Linked DNA regions of Homo sapiens: regions 2 and 3 are each linked to region 1. A link is a loop called in an ENCODE intact Hi-C map of the cell type or tissue named here. Cell type or tissue: Panc1. All regions are shown on one strand. Links, peaks and the distances in the headings refer to the core of each region. The heading gives the core; the rest is flanking DNA.

The links. Hi-C counts contacts between places; a loop is a spot of excess contacts. Peaks named below come from ENCODE experiments on the same cell type or tissue, not always from the same donor. Only the 100,000 strongest peaks of a DNase experiment are listed, where the experiment ranks them.
Region 2: a loop joins it to region 1, with 3 times the contacts of the local background. A loop is called at or near these places in 8 of 110 quality-filtered maps.
Region 3: it touches region 1 in a loop (2.9-fold over the local background); 6 of 110 quality-filtered maps call a loop at or near these places.

The regions. Positions count from the first base shown.
Region 1 is chr6:93,421,631-93,426,684 of GRCh38, reverse strand. No RefSeq gene overlaps it. Among named protein-coding and RNA genes, the nearest start is that of EPHA7, 4.6 kb to the right of the region's middle. In Panc1, for the core only: CTCF peaks have their summits at 1,977, 2,178 (motif pointing right) and 2,940 (motif pointing left); no DNase peak of the experiment used is centred there; H3K27ac peaks cover 1,936 bases.
Region 2 is chr6:94,062,690-94,067,743 of GRCh38, reverse strand. No RefSeq gene overlaps it. Among named protein-coding and RNA genes, the nearest start is that of TSG1, 360 kb to the right of the region's middle. In Panc1, for the core only: no CTCF peak of the experiment used is centred there; no DNase peak of the experiment used is centred there; H3K27ac peaks cover 231 bases.
Region 3 is chr6:94,252,770-94,257,823 of GRCh38, reverse strand. No RefSeq gene overlaps it. Among named protein-coding and RNA genes, the nearest start is that of TSG1, 550 kb to the right of the region's middle. In Panc1, for the core only: CTCF peaks have their summits at 2,740 and 2,940; no DNase peak of the experiment used is centred there; H3K27ac peaks cover 1,406 bases.

The DNA.
Region 1 (5,054 bases), core at 447-4,446:
CTTGAAAATTTTACATTTTGAATTACAAGTATTACTAGAGAATACATTTCGGATTAATCTATAAAGCATAAAACTGCAAAATTACACATTTCGTACAATGGTACACAGAATACACTATCTTAGTCAAGTTTTAACTATAACTTTAAAGATATATTTATAATATAGCTCTAGCAGTACAATTTATATAAAATTCATACTTTCATTCTCTGATCAAAAAATTTATCTATTTAAGTCTTAACCTTGATTAAAAATTAAAATGGCTAAGTGTAGGGCATTTGTTTTTAAATATTCATCATATTTTAAGATATTTGACTAGGTAGAACTCTAACATGGACTCTAATGTGTTACTACTTTCCTTTCCTTTTCATTCAGTATCATTCCGCTCCCTGTTTTATAGCCTTCTGACCAAGTATAACTGATTGGGCCAGAGCTGCCAATTCTCTAAAATGGACACAACTACCATTTATCTAAAACGTGATAATCCACTGGACTTTCTCAAAAGTACCTAAGAATATGCATGTAATTATTGTACTGCATTTCTTTATTAAAACTTAGAAAGTAATTGTTCCCTCAAAAGTTTAAATCAAAGGTATATGCAAATATATTATAATTTGTTAAAATAAAGACAAAGATATGATAGTATAGAAAAATTAATTTCAAGTTGAGATCTTAAAGAACTCTCATAAGAGATCTTGTACTTCTTATTGAAATGCAGGATAATTTCTCTTTTCTCTGTACTTGTGAGGTAGATAAAGTAGGTTTTGTCTTTTATGGTTATCATCTATCTTTAAATGAAGGAAATTTCTGCCAGAATTTTCATGTTTTTAAGTTTCACAGACTTTGCAACCAAAGCCTGCTTGTTAAAAGCTTGCTGAAAGAGTGACTATCAGATATTAAAATACTTAATTAAACTGAGATTGACCTCAGTCATTTCATCAATCTAAAATCAAATAGAGAATGTGGCAGGTTAATTCTGTAGCTTATCTACAGCAATGAGCCTATGAAACCAAACAATGATAATAATAAGCTCATAGAATCTGAGATGATGTAAAATTTTTATGAAATTTTCTGTCTGATATGAGTGCAGGGAGGGGAAAAGAAAACAACTTTAGACAAGTCAGATGATAAAAATCCTTACTGTGCATTGAATTTTCTTGCAGTTTATGGTCAATAGTGCAATTATAAAGATATCATCACTGTTGAAATCAACACAGAAAAACTGAATGGTTACCTATTTCTCTAAGTATATGATATTCTCCCTGTTTTCAAAAAGAAACATGAGTCACAAAGGCATCATGATGGGTGTTAGGTCTTTTGTGTATTGGGTTATGATTTATTCATCTGCGTATGTCCCTAGTGCCTTTTTGTATTTAATAAATACATGAAAAGCCTACTTTTGATAGAGGTTTTGGTCACCATTCTCTCTCTGGAATCTTATGACAGATTGTGAATCTTTAATCAGTTTGATCCACATTATCAAGAAGAAATACAGTCACTTATCTTTTTTAAGTTTGCTTGTCGAAATGGTCAAATCTAGCATCTCTCTTTTGAGGGCTTCTGCTCTCCTTAATTCCTCCTGAGAATCTCTAGGCATACACTCAGTCGAAAGGGATCATATTTTGTCCAGATGATTATAATGTTCAGTGCACTACTGACTTTAGTTACATCACTGTCATATCATATATCTTTTAAAAATTGGCTGTACTTAGTATTACTACAATGATACCTTGTTATATAGATCCCTCCATGCTATAATGTCACTTCACCTTTGAGCTAAAATGGTACAGCTCTTTTAGTTCATACTTGCATAATCAGCATAAATACCATAGCTAGGTTGCTGGGTTCCAAGGCCTTTGAATATCAGCAAATGTCTTCACCCAGTAAATTTTAAGCTCAATTGTATTTCCCTTACAGTAAGCACTTCTTTGTGATACTTGGGCTCATTTCTTTCTCAGTCAGAACCATTCTTATCTTTCAGAGCTTCTAATACTGTTAAAACTCAAATGGGATAGGTTTGGGATCCTCTCCTCCCAGGAAAGTCCTTGTCTCTTATATAAATTTGTCTTTTCTTCAAAGAGAACAACTGCATGCCAAGTCTAGAGGTATTATAAGACATCACCTCTGGTATGTATAGAATTTTACCCTTCCTCCATGGAGAGAATGTCCACAGCTTTACAATTTCACAACTAGGGGGCACTACTCCCGCATTTCTTTCTCTAAAACAGAAATTCCAAATTATTACCATACATAGAAACTCATTATTTTTTAGACCTCTTCTTAGACCTTTTTGAGATTAGTCAGGCAAGTTTTGACAGAATTTCATTTTTAGTATTAACCACGGCAGAAGATTAGGATGAGGTGTGGTGTCTAAAATACTCCTCAGCCTAGAAAGTTCTCTGGGAACTTCAGAGGATCCTTAAAAACTCTGGACTGTTAAGTCCCAGAGCATGCTCCATCCCAGCCTGGCCCTGTTCTTTGGGTAAAAGACTAAGATAAGTGGGAACAGACTAAGGAAGAGAGTATCTGAGGTCACTCTGGAAACTCAAAATTCTTCGGGTTAGTTAAAAAAACAAAAACAAAAACTGGAGCAAGCTTTTCCATAGTATAATTCACCTTCTAATGTGCCTTTGAGCCTATTCATTTAACTTGGCCTCTATGGACTAAAATAGGTCATAGGACATCTCACAAATTTTTATGAAGGCATTTTGTAGCCTGGCATAGGTACCGAGAGAAAAAGAAACTTAAAAGTAATCAATGAGACAAATATTATATATTCATAATATATATGTATATATACATGCACAAATACACACACATACAATTTCACAACTAACTCATCTTTACCTTGTACAGGGTGGACTTGATTGTCCAGGACACCCAGAGGTCCTGTTGCCCCCTGGTGGTCGCTGAATTATCACAGATCTTGATACCTAAAAATCCTCTGGGTGAAGAGCTTAAAAATTACAACATGAGAAACCATGGAAGCATGTAGAAGTAATTTGAATAATTTAAGCCAGTTCATCCTATCAATCCTGGTGATTTATGGCAAAATGAACTGGAAGTAATGGAAGAAAAGAGCCTCCCCATGCAAAATCAAGTTTGAAAAAAAAAAAATCCACTAAGAGCACCGAACATGTGCTACTTGATTTCAGGTATAAAGTGCTACATTTTCCTAGCTACATTTTGTTATTTTAATATTACTTAAAAAAAGAGTAATTTGACTGAACACTTTTTAATATTTTAGGTGATTAGAAAATTTCAGTGGTACCTCAGCAATAATATTCAAGTGGACTCATAATTTAGATATAAATTATATTTTTATTTGTTAAACTGTCTGAAATTAACTTGGAAATTGTACTTAAAGAATTATAATTGTAATCTTCTGAACTTTATTTATCTGACTTCACAAAAGTGTGTGAAATTTTACAAAGGCACAAAATAAATTCTTGACTTATGGTTTGATTTCTGACCTCTGACTTCCTATACTTTCAGCTAAATCTGAGCTTAGAAAAATTCATGAATTAATATGTTTTTAATGAGTTTAGGTTATGCACATTTTTTACATTAGACTGCAAATAAATATTTTATATACACTACATAAATCATGTTAATGTAAATATGTAAATGATTTTCCTACACAGTGGAAAGATTGTTTATATTTTGACTGAAATCACAGAATCCAATTTTCTGTAATATCTGTTAACTAAGACATAATGCTTCTTTTCTGCTTATAATCAATTTCTTCTGCACAGTACCTTTTCTAATTCAGTTTAAATTACCCTTTTTCTGTGATGAACTTGCATTTTCACATTTGCCAGCTGTGAATGCATTTTGATGATAAGTACAAAAGTAGTGGGTTCAGAAACAGCCCTTTGATTTCATTGTTGTTAACTATTTAGTTTGACAGTCTTGGATTTGTAACATACTGAAATCTCCAATTGTCCCTTTGCCCTCGAATGGCCTGAATACTAGACACACACAGTATAACCTTTTCTTTCATTTGAAAATTCATAGAACTTATTCCCTGAAGTCATTATAATTTACTCCTATTTCTCTCTTAAAATCAGAGAATATTTCCCAGAGTTAAACAGTGAGGTAAATATTAGTATTGTAACAAGTTAAAACAAAATAGCAGGTGTACCCTCATTTAGAATGTGTCTTGAATTTGGACATTTCCCTACATGTACAGTCATGTGATTATTGGTAATTATACAAATAAATAATACAAAATGCATTAAAATTGGGTATATCTCCTTAGTATCTGAAGAGAGGCGTTTTTCATCTTTCCACTATACATTTATTATAGATGTTGCAACAGAGGGGATATAAAATTGAAATATTAAGGTCTTAGTCTCTGTTTCCATTTACTTAAAATTCACTAAATATATGTGGACGACGCTATCAACTTAGTTGTACAATGAATGCATAAAAATGTAAAACTAGTTTTCAGAATTATTGCTTTGGCGCACAGGTGTTGGTCTCATACACTATTTGGTATTGCTCAGGAAGACAAGTTCCTTTTGAATTCACTTTATATACAAACACATCGCATTATTAAAAATAATTGATTAGAAATAATATGCTTAAATCATAAAATGAAGCTAAAATAAATTGTAATGGTGTGAGGAAGTTCACCATTATGTTATTTTAAAATGAGAAAGTTTTGTATACTGATAATTTTTATGTCAGTGGCTTCATGTACAAATAGGTCTATATGCTTTATCATTAGTCAAATACAGTCGAGTGTAAATTTATATATTAATCATATACTGTATGCTGAACACTGTCTTCTTGACTGTCATTTATTTTTATTTAAATGCTCCGAATTCTTTGTCAATATATCTAGATACTACAAAAGAAAGAAGAGAAGTTTGAAAAACCTAAAAATCAGTATCACTGTGCAGCTATGCAGGGAGAACTGTCAGCAGCCTGGCACATGTGCATTTAATGTGAAGCTTCTTGTCTCTAAAAATAAGAGTAAAGTTACACATGCCCCTGTGTCTGACAGAGAGAAGGGACACAAAAAGAGGACTCACTATACCACCTACACTCAT
Region 2 (5,054 bases), core at 553-4,552, 640 kb before region 1:
GCCATACAGTCTCAATAATTCAACACTGCCTTTATAGCACAAAAGAAGCCACAGATAATATGTACATGAATATGTTCAAATAAAACTTTATTTACAAAAACAAGAAGCTTACCGGATTGGGCTTATGGTCCTTAGTTTTTCAGCCCTTTTTCAGACTAATTTTTATTTACAGATAAATTTTAAAAATAAATTATTTTAAAATCTAAATTAGTTCCTTCCTGAGTAACACAAGCTTAAATACACATAAAGATGTATTTATCCAACTTCCAGGAAGAAAATGCTCATTTGGTCTGGTTTGTCCAGACTGGCATCTAAAACTAGGTCATTCCCAAGTCTCCAGTATCTTGGATTGTGCAACTCTGTCTTAAGTATCCCATGAGTTAAAATAATACAATACAACAGCAAAATAATACAAAGTTTACAACCCTTATTTCCGTGGGCAATTTCATTTTATTTGATTCAATGAGAAGAGGATTTGAACGTTGCTTAGCTTGACATGTACACTTGTACCAATTACTGACCCCCAAAATATTTAAAGAGGCTTCTTATATACCTCTGAATTACTGCTTCTAGCCTAATTTGTTTCTTTCCTCTGAGCAATTTATAAAATATAAACCATTTTTGCCTTTTTCAAACTAGTTTTTCTTGTACACATATTAGGTATTTGTTGATTGTAACCTGGATTATATAGTTTACAAAGTGTTTGCTGTTATCATTGGTATATTTAACAGATTACACATCCTCTGAGATACACCCAAATTTTTTAAATGAGCATTTTAGTGTATCTTATTTATTTCCAGAAAGATTCTTCAAGCTCTATTAGGGGAAAGGGCTTTGTTTCAATGTAAATCATATTTGTGTGCTATAACAATAACATAATGGTAATAATAATGTTATTTGAATTTAAATCAAACAAGTCAATTGTAATTAAAGTTTATGTGTTTAACTGACTAGTTTGGCCTAATGTCTCATTTTAATTCTGCTATTTATAATGAATAGGTAGGAGTTTCAAAGAAAGACAGGGTTACTGATATGAATAAATGATTCTTATATTTTTCTATGCAGGCTGATGTAAATTAATACTGAACCTAAAATTTTACAGAAATGTAAATCACTAGCTACCATTTATGTGGTGATTCCTATTAAAGTCCTATTCTGTATAGAATGAATGGTAAACTGGTAATGCACTGAAGCGTGCTCAGTCCCCAAATGTACTGCAGATACTGGGTTACACAACCAAAAATTACTATTAAGACACAATGACTTCCACAAATAAAAACAGATAAGAGGGGAGGAAATGTTGCCAGAATTGGTTACATTGTATTAATCCACTTAAATCTCCTACATTTAAAAAGAATTTCTATGTCTTTAGGAAGCCTTTAACATCATTTCTGGCTTCGTTGGGACTCCCAAAGAGCTATGTGGTAGCAATAAAAAGCTCTTTACCACAGGGATCCCTACAATTAAGAAAAGCAGAGATTGTAAACGTTTGCTAGTTTTGAAATATTAGCTTGCCTCCTACTTAAATCCAAACAAAAGCACACTATGGCTCTAGGTCAGCCCAATACAGACAAGACCCGAGCTCTGATTTGCCCCATACAAGGAACTATAATGGAGTGGAAGCAGCAGCTACTTAATATATGAGTTAAAATTACCCGTGACTGAAATGAGCACATCAATCAAAAGTTTTGGCATGTAATGAGCCAAACAAACCAGTGTGGTGAGCTTGAAGTCAGGAAAAGCCTCTATTCTGTATTCAAAAGTTTTCAAATTACCATGACATCCCTTTGCATACACCACCCGACTTCCAGCAGGTGGATTTTCGAGGCATTGTGCTTGGAACACAAAGATGGATCAACTAAGAGCATTTGAGATAGTTTCCTGTTTTGTGTTCAGAAAACTAGGTCTGCATAAAGCCTCCCGGATTCTTAGCATTTTTTAGGTGTTGGGCAAGGGATAAATATACATGACTGAGAACAGAAAATTAAACAGTGATGGAACAGAAACAGCTATAATTGCTGATATATGTTTCATGTAAAAATTGCACATCCATTCTGACCATCTCAGCATAAATGTAACTTGTTAATTTAGGTAATTCCACTTCAAAGTGCTACCATGTCTTGTTGTCTTTATCAATTTCAATTAATTTCTAAATATCTTGAAAAATTAAGGGAGCCTTTCTTAATAATTATATGTTTAAGCAGCAGTTTTGTGCCAGCATGTCTAGACAGACTGTACAGTACAGAGTAATTGTAGTACACATCTCATTTCTCACTCCTGATTTCAGTTAGTAATCTGAACGTATTATGCCCATAGCTCTGCATAATCACTTCCAACTACAGTTTCTTTGAGAAGCAACTACAGAAAACCCCGAAGTAGAATTTTATTCAATAAGTATGAATGTGCGGAAATATTACTAGATAATTCTATCAGTTTTCTAGTTTTATTTAACCACAGCATAATGCAAAGAAGTGTGGCATTTTATTTCCTTCGAATATTGTATCCATTGTTAATTTTATTAACTAATCATTTAAAATAACTCAGTTTTAACTTATTATTAAGATATTTTAGAAAACATAACTTCCAAACTATTATAATCACAGAGTAATAGAGTCATGTCTGTCTAACTACAAAGAAAACTAGGAATCTTCTAGGTGCAAAATACATGATAAAATGTTTTTGTTAGAGGGTTAGAGAGTAAACGAACTTTGTTAATTCAGTGGCGAATGAAAATTTTTAAGTAGTTCTATGTTAATTCTATAAAACTCGCTGGTAAATGAAGAGTGTAGTTCAATAAGTCTACGGTTATACCACCCTGAACGTGCCTGATCTCATCTAAATGGACCTTTGACAGAAAAAAAGAAAAAAACACTATGTTTCTGAAATTATTACCCACTAAATTGACTAGCTGAGATGACTTCAGGAAAGCATATAAATGACTTCAGCTATCAATGTTTCAGACTTGGAATGATAATTTCCTCCCGTAGCGCCTCTTTTTTTATTTTTTCTCTTGTTCTTCAATAATTGTGTGTTATAATTATTTAAAAATATATATGCCTAAGAGGTCCAGGATATGTATAACTTCTGTTAATAAGACTGCCAGGAACAGTTTTTAAAGAGATATTTAAAGTGCTTTAGTTATATTCACTATGTAACCACTCTACTATGCCATTTCATATTATACAGTGATAGAATAATCTTAAACCTATAAGCATTCAGAAAAGCACAGTACAAAGTTTACAAAGTATTTTGTACAATAGTTTCTGTATTCCCAACAATATGTTGTTATGCTAACAATATGAAATTTATGATTTGACTTTAGCATTTGCATAAGACATACATAGTTATAATACAAAACACATTTTTATTATGATATGAAAGTTAATTACCAGAAAGCAAAAAAAAAAAAAAAAGATACATGAGAATTGTTGAGAAGTGCAAATAAAGAAGCTGAAGTTTCAAAATCAAAAGTTCTCACCTGCTGAGTCGAGAGAGGAAGTAGAGGTTAAAGAATATGGCTTCTAGTCTTTGTTCTGCCTTCAGTTTATTTTCTAATGACAATCGAAAAAGTAAAAACATTTAAACTTGGAGAAGATATTTTGAAATATGGAGTGACAACAGATTAGTATAATGAATACATAAAGCATTTGTAAAATCTGTACAAAAAATTTAAGGCAATAAATGGTCAAAAGACATGAATGAGTATACCATCAAAGAAAAACATACATAACATAAATAAGTACATATGAAAAGAAATTTAATCTCACTAATAAGCAAAGCAACTTAAACCAAGACCACCATTTATTCCATTTTATGGTCAATTGGTTGGAAAAAATAAGTTTGACGATTGCATGTGGTGTGGAAGGTATATATTCACAAGCTCTCATTTATTTGTGGTAATGCTAACTGGTACACTTTGGAAAATATTTTAAAATTATATTGCAAAACTAAATATTTGCAAAACTTATGATGTAGCAATAAAGCCCACAAGAATATATCTAAGACAAACTTTGGCACATATGTACCACAAAATAATGCAAAAAAAGTGTCTATAGCCCATTATTCATTATAGCAAAGCACGGAGAACAAAATTTTCACTAGCAGAACTCATTAATACACGTTGATGTATTGAGCAAAGAGAATATTATACAACAACGAAAATGAGCCACAATGAAACCAATAACATGGATGAAACTTAAGAAAATATTGACTGAAAAAAAGTGAGTTTAAGGAGTTAACATGTAGTAGAAAAAAACTAATATGTTATTTAGTAACAAAACTAAAAAGAAAACACAAAGGAAAAAAGAAAATGCAAGAGAATTTTAAAAATAAATATTAGAACTTTGGGAGACAATATAGGTAGGGAACATATGAGGAGAGGTAAGTTACTGGTAATAGTCTAGTGCTCCAGTTAAATAAACACATAAAATAGAAGATGACCTTGCAATGACAACTGGTAACAGTGAGTATGAACCAATAATTATGATCAATCAATTCTGTGAACTTTAGATCCTTAGTAAGAAAAATTAGCAATGGCTGCATATATTAGTCAGCTCAGTCTGTTATAACAAAATACCACCAACTGGGTAGCTTAAACAAGTGACATTTATTTTCTGGCCATTTTGGAGGCTAGAACTTGACAGCCAAGGTTCTGGTAAGTTCAGTGTTTTTGGTGAACTCTTTCTTTCGGCTTACAGATTACTGCTTTCTTGCTGTCTTCATGTATCCTCTTCATGTGCTCATGAAGAAAGAGAGCTCTCTGATGTCTCTTCCACTTTTTATAAGGACACGAATTCTACTGGAGTAGAGCCACATCCTTATAACCTTATTCAACTTTAGTTGCCTTTTTAAAAGCCTTGTCTCCAAATACAGTCACATTGGCATTTATGGGCTTCAACATATGAATTATGGGGGGACACAATTTAGTCCACAAGACTACATAATGGTGACAATATGACACTCAAATTTATTTGTATACATCTAACAATTTAAGAGATAAAACATTCTGTATAAACTTTTAAATTTATGTTACATATTAATATAAATATTTTTAC
Region 3 (5,054 bases), core at 553-4,552, 830 kb before region 1:
TGAGCATAAATGGCAAGCAGTTTGGCGAATAAATTTTACTAAATTGTCAAAACAGATAACCACATAATGAGGGTTAGAAATTCTAAAGCCTGAAGAAGGAGGAAATATCTTACATTCATTATTCTGAGTCTCCAAAATTTAAGGCCAAAAAATTTTAAGAATGGAGGTGAAACAAGACCAATTTTGCTTTTGAATGACAATATAAAATGCTAAATACAAGTATTGCAGATGTAATATAGCTGCATAGCATTAATTCATTTAGAGCAAATAGGGATCATTCTAGAAATGTAAGTATGATATAATATTAGAAACTATCGGATTTATTTATCCATCTGTAAAAACTATAATAACACTTTCACAAAGCTGAAAAATCTTGTAATAAACTATTCATTCCAGATTTTTAAATTAATAACTCAAACAATAGGTGTGTACCTTTCTTTGAAAAAATGACTATATTTCAAATCCAACATGATCATCATGCATAGCAAATTAATGCCAGAAAAATTCTTATTTAAGTTAAAGCAATAGTAAATGTTTCAAGTCACGAAAATGATACTAGAGAAAAATGTAGAAATTTAGTAAGACGAAGTCAAAATTGTTCTCAAGAAATATATATCATGTTTGAAAATCCAGAATAATGACTGAAAAACTGTTAGAAATAAAAAAGAAGACAATAACTTGTCTTTTTGTGAAATTAAGATATAAAAATCAATACTTTGGTTACATGAAAACGAAAATCTATTTCAACATATAATAAACAACTTTTAAAATATAACACTGAAGTTATAACACCTAGAGAAAATGTAAAGTATAAAAACATTTGTATAATAAATGGAATAAATAGAAATGTCTATAAAGAGTAGAATATATATTATAGTCAGTTCATAAAATAAAATAAAGTAATTAAGAGTAGTAAAATAATCCTTCTATACATAGTAATTTTAAAAATGAATTATTACTTCTAGCAAATTCTTAGATCAATTGCATAGAAAATATGGAGCAAAGAAGCCAAACACTATGATTTATCTTATCTAAAATTTTTAAATTTGCAAAATCTTTCTGTGGTGGTAGAAGTCAAAATAGTGATTACTTTTGGTGACACAAGTGAATGAAAGATGAGAAAGTGTGGCTTGTGGGGTGCTGGAAATGTTCTATATGATCGTCTGAGTTGCAGAGATACAGATGGTTTAACTCATAAAAATACTTCTCGCTCTAGCTAAGATTTTTATTGTTTTTGTTCTTTCATTCCGTTATTTATTTCAATGTTTTCCCCAAAACAGATTAAGAGTGCTTTCCAAACTTTTTAAGAAGATGAACATCCCAATAGAAGGAAATACATGACTCGATAATTTGCAAATAAAGATAAGCAAATGATTTCTTCTGAAGAAAAATTAATATAATAGTATAGAATTAATATTATAATAAGACAACATTTGTCGATTTTTGAAGACACAAAAGAATACCATATCAAGGTTTTATGAGACTGTGGTGGAATGACTTTCTGATAGATTTCTGTTGACTTTGTAAAAGAGTACAGCAATTGTAAAGTGCAATTTGGCTATTTATTTAAATCAGACAAATAAAGAAAACTTAAAATGACCATATTCTTAACCCAAATTCTGCTTTTTATCAACATGTAAGAAAAAAATTCAATGATAAACCATAACAATAAATTATGATATAACAATATGGGTGCGTGCTTATCAAACATTAAAAACATGTTGAAAATAACATTTTATAGCACCGGAAAAATCAAGAAAAATACATATTAATTGACCCAATAATTTATAAGATGGAATAGATAAGATAAAACTTATTTTGGGGAGAATAATGTTTATGCATATATGCAAATACCATATTGAAAATAACTTCACCATAATTATAGCTATCTCTGAGTAATTTAGCTATCTCTGAGTAATTTTCCATATTAAGTATTAATTATTAGTGTATCACACCAAAAATAATTTTAACTAAAACACATATTTGTACAACTAGGGCTAAGTGCAAAAACACACATGGTTCTGAATTCCTGAGTGCCTGACTACCTAGTGATTTTTGTGCATGTAAGGGATGATGAGGATGTATTAGAGCATTCACCGATCTTCCTTTTCATGTGATGGTTGTCTATTTCCAGAGCATAATTGGAGGCTTTAGCACATGAAATATGGGTTAATTTTCAGTCCCCACTCACCCCATACATGCAGTGTTCTTCTGCTGAGTAAAAGCTGCATAGCCATTTTCAGTAGGCTGATTATTTCTTAATGCCATGCAGGTCTGCTCCATGGTTTTCTCCTTATGTTCTGAAAAGCTGCCACTGACACAAACCCAGAACTGCTATCAGTTAGAACTTATAACCTGGAAGTTACTTCTAAATATAGATTAAACATGTTTCACCTCTCTGTGAAGGATATGTCAGAGTAAAACCTATGAGACAAGCTTGGGTACCTTCCTGTTGTTGGTGATAGTTTCTTACTCTCAGTCAAAGGAACATTCAGATTTTTTAGGAAGTCAGGCCTGTTTAACAGATGACATTTATTGACTTTTCTAGTCCTTAAAATTACATATGATTACTATGGCACACACTCTGACTTCTATATGTATTCTTTGTCAAATTAAGAAGTAAGGAATAAAAATTAACATTTATTAATCACCAGGCTTCTGTCAAATACAGTGCTGGACACTTCTTATTATGTAAAAATCTTTCATTCTCATGATAATGCTTGAGAGGAGGGAAAGTTGTTTTTTTTTTTTTTTTTTTTTTTTTTTACTACAGACCAAAAAACAAAGCTCAGAAAGATTAGAGACCTTCAAAATTATGAAAACTAGTTAACAGCAGAACTGCTATTTGAGAACTTATGCCTAATTCCAAAGATCATGATCTTCTAATATGCTATAATGGATAAATCCATATGTGCTGGAAACCTAGAACTTCCATTGGGAGGCAGTACAGCATAATAGTCAGGACCTTGTGCTCCAAAGAGCCTGACTGCCTTGGTCCGAATGCTAATTTCAAAATTTACCAGCTATATGGCTTGGGGAGATAAACTTATTTAATATCTCTAAGCACTACTCTCTGGGTATAAAAATAGTTTATACCTTGCCAGGACATTAAGTGGAGTAAATTAATGAAGCTAATTACTAAAATTAACTAATGAGAAGAATTTAGTAGTGCGTGGCACATAGTGCTTACAAGTATTGGCTATAGCTTTGATTTTGTTTTGATCTTATTTTTAAATATTCATTTTCAGATACATAACATACTGATTTATTTAATAAATCATTTTATGATTTCATCTACAGACAGGAGATTCAATGAACACATTTACTGAAGTAATTTTCTATCAGTAACTAAATTATTTCAGCAGTAGGTATAAAGTCCTACTGAAATTGTTTCCTCAAAAAAATGATACAGTTCCTTGCTGTATTTATTCATGCTTTTTAGAGAGATAAAGTAGTGTGCAGGCTTATTAAATCTTTATAAATTTGGTCAATTCCTAATTTTACTGCTGCAAATTTAAAGGATGCCAGATGGTGAGAACATTCATTTAACAGATTCTCTACTTCAGAATTATATAAAAAAGATAAATATATATTGCTAACAGAGATACTTCTGATCAGAAGAGTAAAAGAAAGTGTTTGGACACAAATAAACTCAGTTAACACCCTCCAAAGAGTATTGAAAATTTAAAAAAGTAATATTTAGTATAAAGTTACACATTAGTAGAAAACCTGTATTAATGAGTGACTTCGAGATTTCGCACTGAAACTCACCACTGCTTTTAAGAGTATAATCTTTCATTGCATCATGAATCAAATTTGATATTTTAATTTCTAAAATATTTTGTTTAATGTTACACAATTTCTTACCTGCATTAAGTAAAGAGAATTGGACGAACATCATGTGTTGCTTTGTGAAACAGATTTATCAATATTTAAAAGTTTTTAATAATTTCAAAATTATTTCACCTCCCAAATCCATATGGCTGCTATAAGAAAAGACTGACATTGTTTCTCATCTGTAGAATTTCTTTTTATCTTCTTCTTGGTTATAGTGTTTATCCATGTTTACTATTACTGAGGCACTTTTTCAAAAACCATTTGAAACTTTTCAAACATTTGAATGAATTCATTTGAGTGGAGAAGAAAAATAACAACAGAAAATGAGAATGAGTATAACTTCTAATAGAATTTTAAAATTATTAGAATAAAGTGTAAGGGCTGGCTCATTTTTCTTTTTTTTTTTTTTGCCCTTGCCTTTGCCTCGAATGCACTTCATGAAATATCACTTAGTGTATCTGCACTATCTGTAAAAAATAAGTAAAGATTTCTTATAATTACCTTTCTGAAGAATTTGAATGAGAATTTATGGCATTATGCCTATTACATGGTTCAAAGTCTTTGAGAAACACATTATTAGAAACAAATATAAGAATTATTTATTTGCATATATAACAAATATTTATTCAGAACCTACCATGAAACAAGACATTTCACAGCTCTGGGACAGCAATGAAAAATATTTTATCTGTTCTTGTGTGCTGGCTGAGGTGAGGGGATGTTCAATAAATAACAAATAAATAAATCAGCAAAGTAATCTCAGAGAGTGTTTAGTTTTATGAAGAAACTAACATTGAATGAGATTGAAGGAGGGAAATACTCAGATTGAGACCTTAGATCTGAGAAACTAAACGAACATGCTACTTGGAGATCCAGATTAAACTATTCAGGACCTAAAGGAGAGTCTCTGCAGTAGAAAAAGCTCTGGGGAAGAAAAGGTAGACTATATTTGTAGCGTCAGAGTGACAAAAAGAAGATAATGTGGCCAAAACCTAGATACCCAGACAAAGTAGTTGGAGATCAGATCTTGCTTAGGTCTGGAAAGTTTCTTTTTAAAAAGATCATTCTAGCCTCTTATTTGAGAATGGATTGTATTGAAGAAAAAGAGAATTTCATTATTGTGATCACATAGGTAAGAAAGGATCTTGACTTATATCATGGAGGCCGAAATGCAGACGAAGAAAAGTAGACAAGTAATAAGAGATAATGTAGGTATT